2 separate regions of the Mus musculus genome follow, and region 2 is linked to region 1. The links are chromatin loops, found by intact Hi-C in ENCODE. Cell type or tissue: left cerebral cortex. All regions are shown on one strand. Each heading gives the region's core, and the rest is flanking DNA. Links, peaks and the distances in the headings are about the cores only.

Region 1 (8,280 bases), core at 2,342-4,841:
GAAGACTAATCTTAGTTAACAAAATCAAAGGGCAGTGGAAGGAAGGGTAGTGGGCAAAGGGAAGAGTGTGTAAAAGAGTCTATAATGGGAAGCCAACCATGCCTGTGTGGTTAGAGGGAAGAAATGCAGCATGTGTTGTTCTGGATAAGGCTGGAAAGAAAGACTGGGCCCGGAACTTCCACTCCTTCTAGCACACGTGACCATGTGGAAGTATGGGGTGTCATTTTTTTCTCGATAAAGTTCTTAGCCAAGAGAAGGGAAGACAGGTCTCCGCTCAGTTTGCTTACTCTGCCTCTCTGCGTCGTTAGCACAGGATGGCTAAGGGGAGCAGAGTATCCCTAATCTTTGGAGAAACGGAGGGGAAAAACAGCATCGTTCATAACCACAGAAAAGCACAAAATGAACAGCAGGCATTGTTGTTCTTCAAGTCTTTCAGTCTGAATCCAGCTCAGCTGGTAAACCAAGCTGAGTTCTGCTCCCAGTCACGCTGATTTGGTAACTGTTCTTGTCCAATGTCTAGCTGTGTTTTCTTATCTATCCCAGGGTATGTTCTGAGAAAAAAAAATCTAAACTTATTATTATGTGTGTGAGTGGGGTGGAAACATGCATGGATGATGGTCCCCACCCCCACCCCCACCCCCAGGATTACACTCAGGACCCCAGTCTTGCACTAGGTAGCACTTTTACCCGTTGAGTAATCTCATCAGATCATGTTCTTTAGCAATGCTTATACTACTGCAGAAAAAGCAGGAAGTTTATGTGCATAAAATCATGTCCACTTCTTCAGGATCATGTCTTTTATCACAGTGAATGACAGAGAATTCTAGGTTGGCTGCCTAAAAACCAGTGTGATGCCCTTGTACAGCCCACCTCACTCTAATAAAAAAATAATAATAACCCACACCACTTAAACCTTTTCATTCATTTAACAAGTGTTATATAGCACTTAAAATACGCTGTAGACTTTGCTGGTTCGTGACATTCATAAAGATAAGTAAATCACAGCGTTTGGCTGGCCTGGAAGAGCTCCTGAGACAAACCGTTGCAGCCTCTTGTCTTGTTACAGCGCTGGAACCCGGAGTAGCTGTGTTTTGTGGGAGCCCAGAGAACAGTAAGCTTCCCCGGGGAAGTGGGATGAGGGGGCTTCCCACAGAAGATACCATCTGCAGTGTGCAAGGAGGACTGAACTGCAACACTCCCATCAGAAAGGTGTGTTCTCAGCTTGGGAACAACAGGAGCAAAGCTGTGCTAGCGAGTGCTGGAAATCCTGTCTAGGGAGCTGAGCCAGGAAGAGGAGGCAGGCTTTATGGCCCTTCATAAAGCAAGGATGGAACCAAATCAATTTCTTAAAACCAGCTTCAAAGCTCTAGAGAGGCCGTGTAGGATCGCAGCTACTTATTGCTTTTTCTTTTAAGAAATTGTTTTTTGGATTTTCATGTCCGTTCATTTAGAGATATTCTATCGGTTGGTTTGAGTGTTTAGAAATGATTTTCAAATACCATCCAGATCAACACTAGATAAACCCAGCAACAGGGCCTAGCTTTGAGATTTCTTTTCACCTGTTCACCGAGGTCTCAAACAAGAACAGTGTGTAGAAACCACGGAATGGCTTCCTAATACAATCTATGAGTTAACTCAAGGAGTCTGCCCAATGAAGGAGAGGTTAAGTGACTTGATTCGAGCACACTGATTTGAGGCATCTTGTCCCTTTCCTGTTTTGCAATCGAATTTTCCCACACAACCAGATCTAGGCATGAGGTCTCACCTGCCTGTGCCCATTTTTCTATCTGTAAGATGGAGTTAGCACATTTAAGTACTTAGAAAGCTGAATTCTGAAATCTTTGGCTACTGTGGTTATTAGTGGACATATTAGGACATTTCAGTAACCCTCTCCTGCCAGCTCTACCAACATGAAATCCATCTTATCTGAAGGTAAACAGAAAGAAAGGCATCCCACCAAGAGATTATAAAGCTTCCAAAAATAGCAGAAGAAAGGAAAGTCTATTTTTCTCATGAGTTAAAAAAAAAAAGGAGGAAGATATTTTTCTTAAACTATGTGTCTGTGGCTCTCAGAATTTAGCACATGTAAAAAGCACTTATGAGATCTCCTAAAAACAAATCCCTAAACAGAGTCCTCTCTACCACATAGTCAGGATCTGATTTTAGGTCTGACTTGGCCTGCTTGGTAACTCGGGGTCTCACCATGGACCCAGACTGGTCTTATCTGCTGTCTCAGCCTAGGAATTGCTGAGCTTACAGGCTTGTGCCACCATGACTGTCTGGTAGCTGTTTTCAAAGAAAAGGAAAAGCATTTCTCCAGTTAGCCATGGGAGCTGCCAGCTGAAGTCTTCCATTACTCAAGCCCAACTGGAGCCCATACTTGATTCTCTTTCTTGTTCTGTTGGCTCCAAACCATTGCCTATATTCATTCCTCCATGTCCACAAATTTCTGAAACTGCCTGTTTATCTTCCTTTAGGAGTAGGGAAGAATGGCTTCCCACCTTTTCATCCTTAAAGAAGAGCCACAGTGGCTCATAGCAATAGCAGGGATGTGTTATAGTGTGGGAGGTGGGTGGCCTCCCAGCCTTTCTTGGTTATCTCGCTGCTGTCCTGAGGCCTTTCTGTGTCTGTGTGTATGTGTGGGGGGATGTCTGTATGTCTCTATGTGTTTGTCTCTGTGTGTGAGCCTGTGTGTGTATGTGTGTTTCTGTGTGTGTGTCTGTGTGTGTGTGTGTGTGTGTGTGTGTTTGTCTGTCTGTCTGTCTATATGTGGGTGTCTGTGTGTGGGTGTCTCTCTGTGTACTTGTATGTGTGTCTCTGTCTGCCTGTGTATGTGTATGTCTGTGTCTGTATGTGGGTGTCTCTGTGTGTATGTATGTCTGTATGTGTGTCTCTGTGTGTTCTTGTGTGTGTGTGTGTGTGTGTGTGTGTGTATGTCTGTGTGTATATATCTGTGTGCGTGTCTATGTCTGTGTGTATTTGTGTGTGTCTCTCTGTGTGTGTCTGTGTCTGTGTGTGTTCCCTTATAAAATTAGTGTAAGAACTGAAAAGGAGAAATGAACTAATAGGATGGAAAGATTTTCATTCCTCTCTCAAAGAAGCCTCTCAGCTGGGCGCCCCAACATTTTATAGACATTACACAGCAGAGGGGCACTGGGGAACCCTGACCTTTGGACCCACTCGGCTCTCAGGGGTGCATGAAACTGATACACTAAGCTAGTCTGAGACATCCTATGTCACTGAAGGATACCACGCCAAGGTTTTCTCTCCAGCATGATGATGCTCTATCTCTCTCCTGCTTCCCTGAGGTGGGCCACTGGGTGTTGTCCACTCCTGGGACTGGATCCTACTTCCAGCCCCACCTCCCATAGCTCCACTTCCAGGCAGCAGGAGGCCTGAGGCTCCATCCCCACTGCTGGTGGGCTGATCAGACCTAGTGAGACAGTGCCCTGGACTGCTTGGTTCTGCTCTTTCCCAATCTGTTCAACTCACTTGCCTGCTGCCAAGACTGCTCTTTTCTGCTGGCTCTGAACCAGTAAGTGCCCTGGGCAGGGACCCAGCCTCTGGAGCCATGCCCAGTGCTTGGTCCAGTGCTTGGCCCACTGCCCAGGAGTCGTCAAGAGTCTGGTCTGGGTATGTGTCCTTTCAGCTGCTTGTCCTATAGTCTTCTCCTTGGAGTGGTAGGATGGGAGACATCCATCCTTGTCATTTTTAGCCTACCCCAAAGCTTCTTTTTGCCCTTACAATAGAAATGGGCCTGATGTAGTTACAGGCACTAGCTAATTGGGGTTCTGGGACTTTTAAAGGCATTGGGGGATTCATCGTGAGCCCTCTAGTGTTCATAAAATGTTTTAGAGGGCTTTGGGGCCCTGAGTGGTGGATTCTCCAGGAACCACAGCCTGTGTGTAGCCTCAGTTTGAATGCCTATTCTAGAACATCTCTACCCTTGAGATCATTTGGTAAAAATAACCTTTCTGAGATGGGATATTGGGGAAATAAATAAAGGCTACCTTGGGCCTTAAAGACCATGTGAGTGGCCATCAAAGCAGACAATCTGTGTCCCTAGGGTGGTATCCACCACTCCACAACCACATACTGGAGCTCCAGAGGAGGCCCGATGAGACAAAACTCTGGAGGTGGGGGTGCTTTGTAATGATAGAGAGAAGAGACAAGGAAAAGATTTACAAGGCTCCCAAGCACAGAGACTCGATACACACACACACACACACACACACACACACACACATTTGAAAGAAATCAGGAAATTATAGAAAATAAACATTCTATGTAGCCACTAGGTGGGTGGCCATCGCATGTGCTGCAGACCTCAGACATTTAAATCAGAGCAGCCTAAGCCTTCCATATCTAATTCCCAGAGGCCATCTTGAACTGAGTTAGTATTGTTTATTAACAAAACCAGAACTTCTTTTTTTTCTTTCCTAAAAGCGGCACTTGGCTTTCAGACATAAATCTATATGGAGGAAATATAACTTTTCCCCAAAATCATAAGCAAGATTTTTTCGGAACTCTGTTTCCACCTGTAAACAGCAGGATACCCAGTCTGGGTTTTTAGAAAACAAGTCTAGGTTGCAGAAAAGACAATTAGAAAAAAAAAAAATCTCATTTTACCTTATATTCAGCAGATTTGGAAAGAAAGAACTACAGGACCCCAAAACACATCGCATGCTCAAAAATAATTGCCAGAGTGAGAGACCAGCACAATCTCTGACTTGGGCACATCTGACACAGTGGCATGCCTCCCAGTTATCTCAGTGACAAGTCCTGGGCAAAGTGTCACGTGGAGCATTATTCATCTAATCCCCACTTTGCTATGAACTGGAGATACTTTCCACATTCCACTCTTCAAACGTCACTATAAAGTCTTTAAGTCACAGGAGTGAAATTAAACATCCTGCCATGGGCAATGGGAATCGAAACTATGACCCCCCTAGTCTAGGATGCAAAGCCTAGCTTCATTCCAGACCAGTTCCAGATGAAGTTAAGTCCAAGCTGTAAACTTCCCTTTACTATCTTCATGGTCAAAGAAAGTTCATGACAACTTTAGAAGGGAAAATGGCTACTCTGCTAGTGTGGTTACTAAGACATCAAACTATAATTATTATCAAGAGTTTGCTAATTTATTTAGGATTTTAGAGTATCTCCTATCTAATCTTATCATACAACGCATTCTTGGCTAAACACATAAATTATGTATCAACACAGGTTTGAGGGTTTTTGTTTTTGTTGTTGTTGTTGTTTGCTCCTGTTGTTTGTTTGTTTTGTTTGTTTTTTGTTTTTTGAGCTGCAGCAGCAAGCCTTAGACATGTGAAAACATGTTACAGGATAGACATCAAGAGCAGCTGGAATAATCTCAGATTAAACCTGGCATCTTCTCAAACAAGCACCTTCACCTAGCAGGTAGCACTAAGCACTGCTTACGGAGAACAAGCAGGAATCACACAGAGCCCGGCACACAGAGCAGGGTGCATCAGTGTCAAACATACGGAGATTTGGATTCAATAAGTTCCAAACAGAAGCAAGAATCTCCGTTCCTTCCTCCAGCCCCTCCCTCTCTCATATCCCACCCTGCTCCCAACAGGGAATGAAAATTTTGACCTAAATTTGCTAGCTTGTTGAAAATGATTCTATCTTTCTTGTTACAAACTCACTTGAAGAAAAACTGTAGAATTTTGAACTTAGAGAACCAAAAATTATCTTAAAAGAATGGATTTTTGATCATTTAAATTCACATCATATTTCTTTTCCTTTGTCTATCTGGTGTTCAATGATTTAAAAAAAAAAAAAAAAATCTAGCCTAAAGCTAACCAGCAATCTGCCTAGAAAACTTGTCTTAACAAGCTAGGAAAAAACCAAAACCAACAACAACCAAAACAAAACGAAACAACAACAGACCAATAGCCTTACCTCTGTTACAGAAGAAATATACACAAGTATTAACTTTATACAAACAAGGTTGAAATGGGTGGGGTCCTTTTATTGACGTCCAGTTGTCACTGTCATTGGGAAATGTTACAGGCAGCTTCCAGTGTGTGTAGATAAATTAGGACGAGTGGAAGTGCTGAGTAACGATGCTACTTTCTGTATACCAGCTATAAACGAAGGCCTGAAAACCCTGAGCCATGTACTTGAACCGCTAAAACAAGGGGGGAGGGGAGCCCAGAAAACTAAGAGAGAAACATGTTGAGATGGGAAATTAATGAACAGAAATGGCATTCAGGCATGTCAAAAGATAAAACAGATTTAGTTTTTGGAAAGAGATCTAAACCTAGTAAACAGGGCCAAGTCTCATGAATTGCAAAAATTACATCATGTACAATCATTTTAGCAATAAATTTATTTTAACCATCGATAACTAAAGGTGGTTATTTTAGGAGAACGGAGTCAATACATTTGTTTTCCTGAAGCAGGCAGGGGCAGTATTGTGCTACTCCTGAACTTCATAAATATTCATTAATTTTTAAAGCACTCTGGTTAGCTTTGGCTATTAGCTATACAGATATTTTGCCCTTAAATAAAAATAATTACAATAATTTCATTATTTAAAATGTAACTAGCAAAACCAAAAAAAAAAAAAAAGACTATACTTTCATTAGTAAAGTATATAATCATTAGAGAATATATATATTTTTTCAAAGGATTCTGTTCTAATTGAATTCCTGGGGTAAAATTCTAATAACCATACTGACTAAAATAACCTAAATGTAACCGAAAGTAAATTGAAAATACTTTTTAAGTCTTTTTTTCAAATGAATCTCCACTTTCAAGAATACCATAGTGACCCAATTACCTGTGACGGGACCCAGTTGTTTGCCATTCTTCTGCATTGCACCCCCAGTATTTCATAGTAGACTGTCTTCACAAGCCCAGTGCCTCCCATCCCCAAAGAATCCAGTGAACGGTTAGTGATATTTACCTTACAAAGTAACCAAAGCCAGATGCGCACAGAGCTCACGTCGCTGAATAAAGAAATTGTTTCCTTGTGATCACTCTTGAAGGAGAAACAGGAAACTATGGAAATTATTCTAGTGAAACTAGGAAATCGAAGACAGAAACGCCAACTAGTTTTATTTGTAAATAAACCCAACTGTATGAACCATGCATACCTTATTCTGCTAAAGCCCTTCAGCCTTTATAAATCAGGCTTTTTACACTATGACAGATTAACAACCAGGAGGAAATATTCCTGCATATGGAATCATAGATGGAGTCCTCCACCTCGCCTCGATTCACAGCTTTCATTGTGGTACATGTCGAGTCACATTTGTAGACTATGAAGAAATAAATAAATAAGATTAAAATATAACCTTAAGAAAAGAAGTCTGGATAATTGAAAATTTTTTGAAGCAGGGCCAAAGGAGAAAAATTCACTCTAGAGGGCAACTGTATATTCAGCAAAACACATTTTCCCTTGTGCTTTGGGTGTGGCTTCTATGTGTGGGACTACATATGTGTGAGGGCATCCTGCCTTATGATTGGAGTTAAATCTATGTATTTGCCAAAAGCACATTCCAGGCCTGAGAAATGCCTCTGCTACCCAGAGTCCTTAGGTTGGCATTCTGTCCTCCGTGGTCGTTACTTGGTTTGGTCCATGTCTGAGGTAAACTGAGCCCTGGAGGCTAGTACAACTTCCTTGTTTAGGTTAGTTTGAAAAACAAGAAAAGTGTCTTCTTGTTATTGAAGATCCACGCCTACAGGCTAATTTTTCTAAACACATAGTCAGCAGACCAGCAAGAAGAAAAACTTAGCTCCTGGCTCTCTAAGTGGATTCAACTTCCTCCCCGTTCCAGCAAGGGTAGAGTTGGATAATTTCTCTTCGGAGATGTTTATTTCCACTCAAATTTATTTTTGAGGATAGGGAAGAATACTGCTGTCTCTTCTGTGGATACGACTCCAATTCAAGGAGCCAGGCTTTGGTCTGCCCACTGTTGAGACACTGGACCCTTGTGGTTACCCGTGTATAACCTTGGAAATGGGGGGGTATCACCCCCATTATCTAAGGTCCTGGATTTGAATGCAGTAGCTCTAGCCCCCAGAAATTAAATCCAAAGTCAGGATCAGCAACTCCTTTCATCAGCCCCTTGCTGGAAAAACTGTGGTGCCCAAGCTTCAAGAAGGCCCATTCCCTCTCAGTTCTTTCAGGCCCACCCAAACTGAGCAGGATGGAATGTCTAAACGTATGTATGAAAGGGAAAGGGTTCATCCCAGCTGCCTTGTCCACTCCTCACCCTAGCTTTGGGGGTAGCACCAAGCATCTAAGTG
Region 2 (2,500 bases), core at 1-2,500, 270 kb before region 1:
ATCTTTAAATCATGTGATAATGCTAAATGTATGAGACAGATACAGTTGTACATATGTGATATATACATATGTACAATGATTAATGTTATTTATACCTTGTACATAAGTGTCTCACTATATACATAAATATTATAAATGTAAACACAAACAAAATGCATTATTAATATCAAAGAAGTTATCACAGCCCACCTTACCTAGGGATAGAAATACACAAAAGGCTTATTATTATTATTATTATTAACCAAGATGTCATCACGTCTGATCCTACCCAGTGATGGAAATGAACAATTTTCATTCTCTCAGTTCTATACTACCCTTTCATTCCCCCAAAGGCATTATTTGATAAAATCCCAGCATGGAAGGGAGAAAGAAAAGTTCCATGCATACCCGAGGAGCTACTGGTACCTGATGGCTGCTGAGGGGGAGAAAGTCCTCCCAGAATAAAAGCAACTCCTATCACAGTTTCCAGTCATTCTCATCTTTACCTTCCCTTTCTGACCATCTGAAGCCCCAGGGCGCCTCCTCTACCACACAAGTTCTGTGGCCTCTAAACCTACAGCTGTTTGCCTCTAAAGACACCCTCCATTTATGCTGTTGCGTCCCAACTAGAATCTCCAGTTTGAGAAACCTTCCTTTCAACATTCACTTAGAATGTACCTTCTCTGTAATGGTGCTGATGTTTGAATTGGACTGTATTTTACTTTTACCATTCTTTCTTGCAAAGGACCTTTGCCTTTCTTTCTCTGTAACTAAATTAAAAATATTTTGGCGTACAGAGGTTGTGCAGTGCCCACCTTTTCCTCTGCATTATATTTATTATCAGTCTTAAAGTTCCATATTTAATGAAGGTTTACAGAAGCGAACTGCATAAATAAGGTCCCTTTACGTCTCCCTTTTAAAAAGCAACATATTTACACTTGAATCGACACAGTGAAAATATATAATCAATGGATGATTGGTTGTAGACATCGTTTTTAATGACGGGGAAGGAGGAAAATGTGATGCTTTATTAAGCTCTAATACTGTTGGGTGCTCCCTCTGCTGGCTTGCAGCAGCAATTCAAGAACAGGGAACTCAAACAGCACAAAGAAAGACACCCAGGTTGAGCTTCCTTGTACCCTGCACTTTCTGGGAACAGCCAGGCTAGGAACTCACCGTGAACTCATGCGGAAATTACCCACTTATAGGAAAAGGATTGTCTTTAAAAACTGTTTATAAAGAAAGAAAACTGACCTCACTGTTCTAATGATAATTTTTGTTTATGTTTTTGCTTTTTAACTAAACCACCAACTTTATGTAAAAACTCTTCTTATTTTAGAGTGAATTTTTTGAGCTATAGAACAGAATAAGGTCCTTTTGCTTTCTAATTCATGTTTATGTTTTAAAAGTCTGATCAGGAACATAAGGGGTTAAACTCTTCTTGTGTTTCTAAACAGAGTTATTCTGAGTACCCTGAAGGCATTTAATTCCAAAACAGGAAGCCACAGAGAGGAACACTTGGTTACACTAATGTTATGCAGATCTTTTGGAACATATTTTCCTAAACACTTGCTGAAAGAGCCTTTTCTATACAGCATGCCATCACACGAAGTTGGAGAAGGGTCCCCCACTTAGCACAGCACTAACTCTCAGACTGTTCTTTGTTACTTCCTTATGTCCTCCATTTCAGTTGTTTAAAATGGTTCTCTGCTTGATCACAGAAAAAAAAATTAAATAAAACAAGCTAGGGGCCAGGGAGTGATTGTTCACACCTGCAGCTATTCTGTACACACACACACACACACACACACACACACAAACTATGATGTTAGTTATGATGACTTTTTAAAAGATAACATAATAAGATTAACCTAAGATCAGTACAGACACCACTGTTAAAGATCAATGTCCTATTTTAAAACAAACAGCTGTTTGATAAGTTTTTACCTCTATTCTAAAACCTCCCTTGCCTAGCAGGCTAAAGGAGATCTCACCCTTGTAGCTGAAACAACAAAACACCACAGGCCAGTGGGTTTCTGTAGCTAAGAAGTGGGCAGGAGGGAACATCCTCTGTTACTGACACGGTGCTGCTGCGGCTGTCTCCAACACTGTGTGAGTGAGTATACAGCTGCCTACAATTCCCCGGCCAACCGGGTGAGGTACACTTTAAGTCCCTGAGGTGTGCCGTGGAAAAAGACCCCACACTGTGGTGAACAAGCGTCACAGCCACCTGACTGCATACACCATTTCAAGGCCATTTTAAAGAACAGCTCCCTTTCTCAGCCTCCTGGCTTATGTTCGGTTGTGTTTTAGAGAAAGCCAATGATCACTGAGCCATTATCCTTCTGTGCTGGAAATTAAGGCTTTGTGCACACTATCCATGAAGATGAAGTGCAGCAATATTAAAAGCACCAGGCTAGTCAGAAAAAGCCAGATAGGAAAAACAACGTGTACATTTGGCTCCGTTTCCGTAACTGTTTACCCCACTCTTTGCTTGTGTGGCGAGGGGATGTGCAAGAGT

Evidence for each region. Peaks named below come from ENCODE experiments on the same cell type or tissue, not always from the same donor. Only the 100,000 strongest peaks of a DNase experiment are listed, where the experiment ranks them.
Region 2: it touches region 1 in a loop (2.0-fold over the local background); 5 of 42 quality-filtered maps call a loop at or near these places.

The regions. Positions count from the first base shown.
Region 1 is chr13:91,361,927-91,370,206 of GRCm38, forward strand. A830009L08Rik (RIKEN cDNA A830009L08 gene) reads right to left here. Exons shown (of 3, transcript NR_045161.1): 3 at 7,064-8,280. Among named protein-coding and RNA genes, the nearest start is that of A830009L08Rik, 22 kb to the right of the region's middle. In left cerebral cortex, for the core only: a CTCF peak has its summit at 3,826 (motif pointing left); a DNase peak (open chromatin) is centred at 3,565.
Region 2 is chr13:91,092,292-91,094,791 of GRCm38, forward strand. All of the region lies in intron 3 of Atg10 (autophagy related 10), which reads right to left. Among named protein-coding and RNA genes, the nearest start is that of Atg10, 130 kb to the right of the region's middle. In left cerebral cortex, for the core only: a CTCF peak has its summit at 1,039 (motif pointing left); DNase peaks (open chromatin) are centred at 1,055, 1,662 and 2,097; H3K27ac peaks cover 378 bases.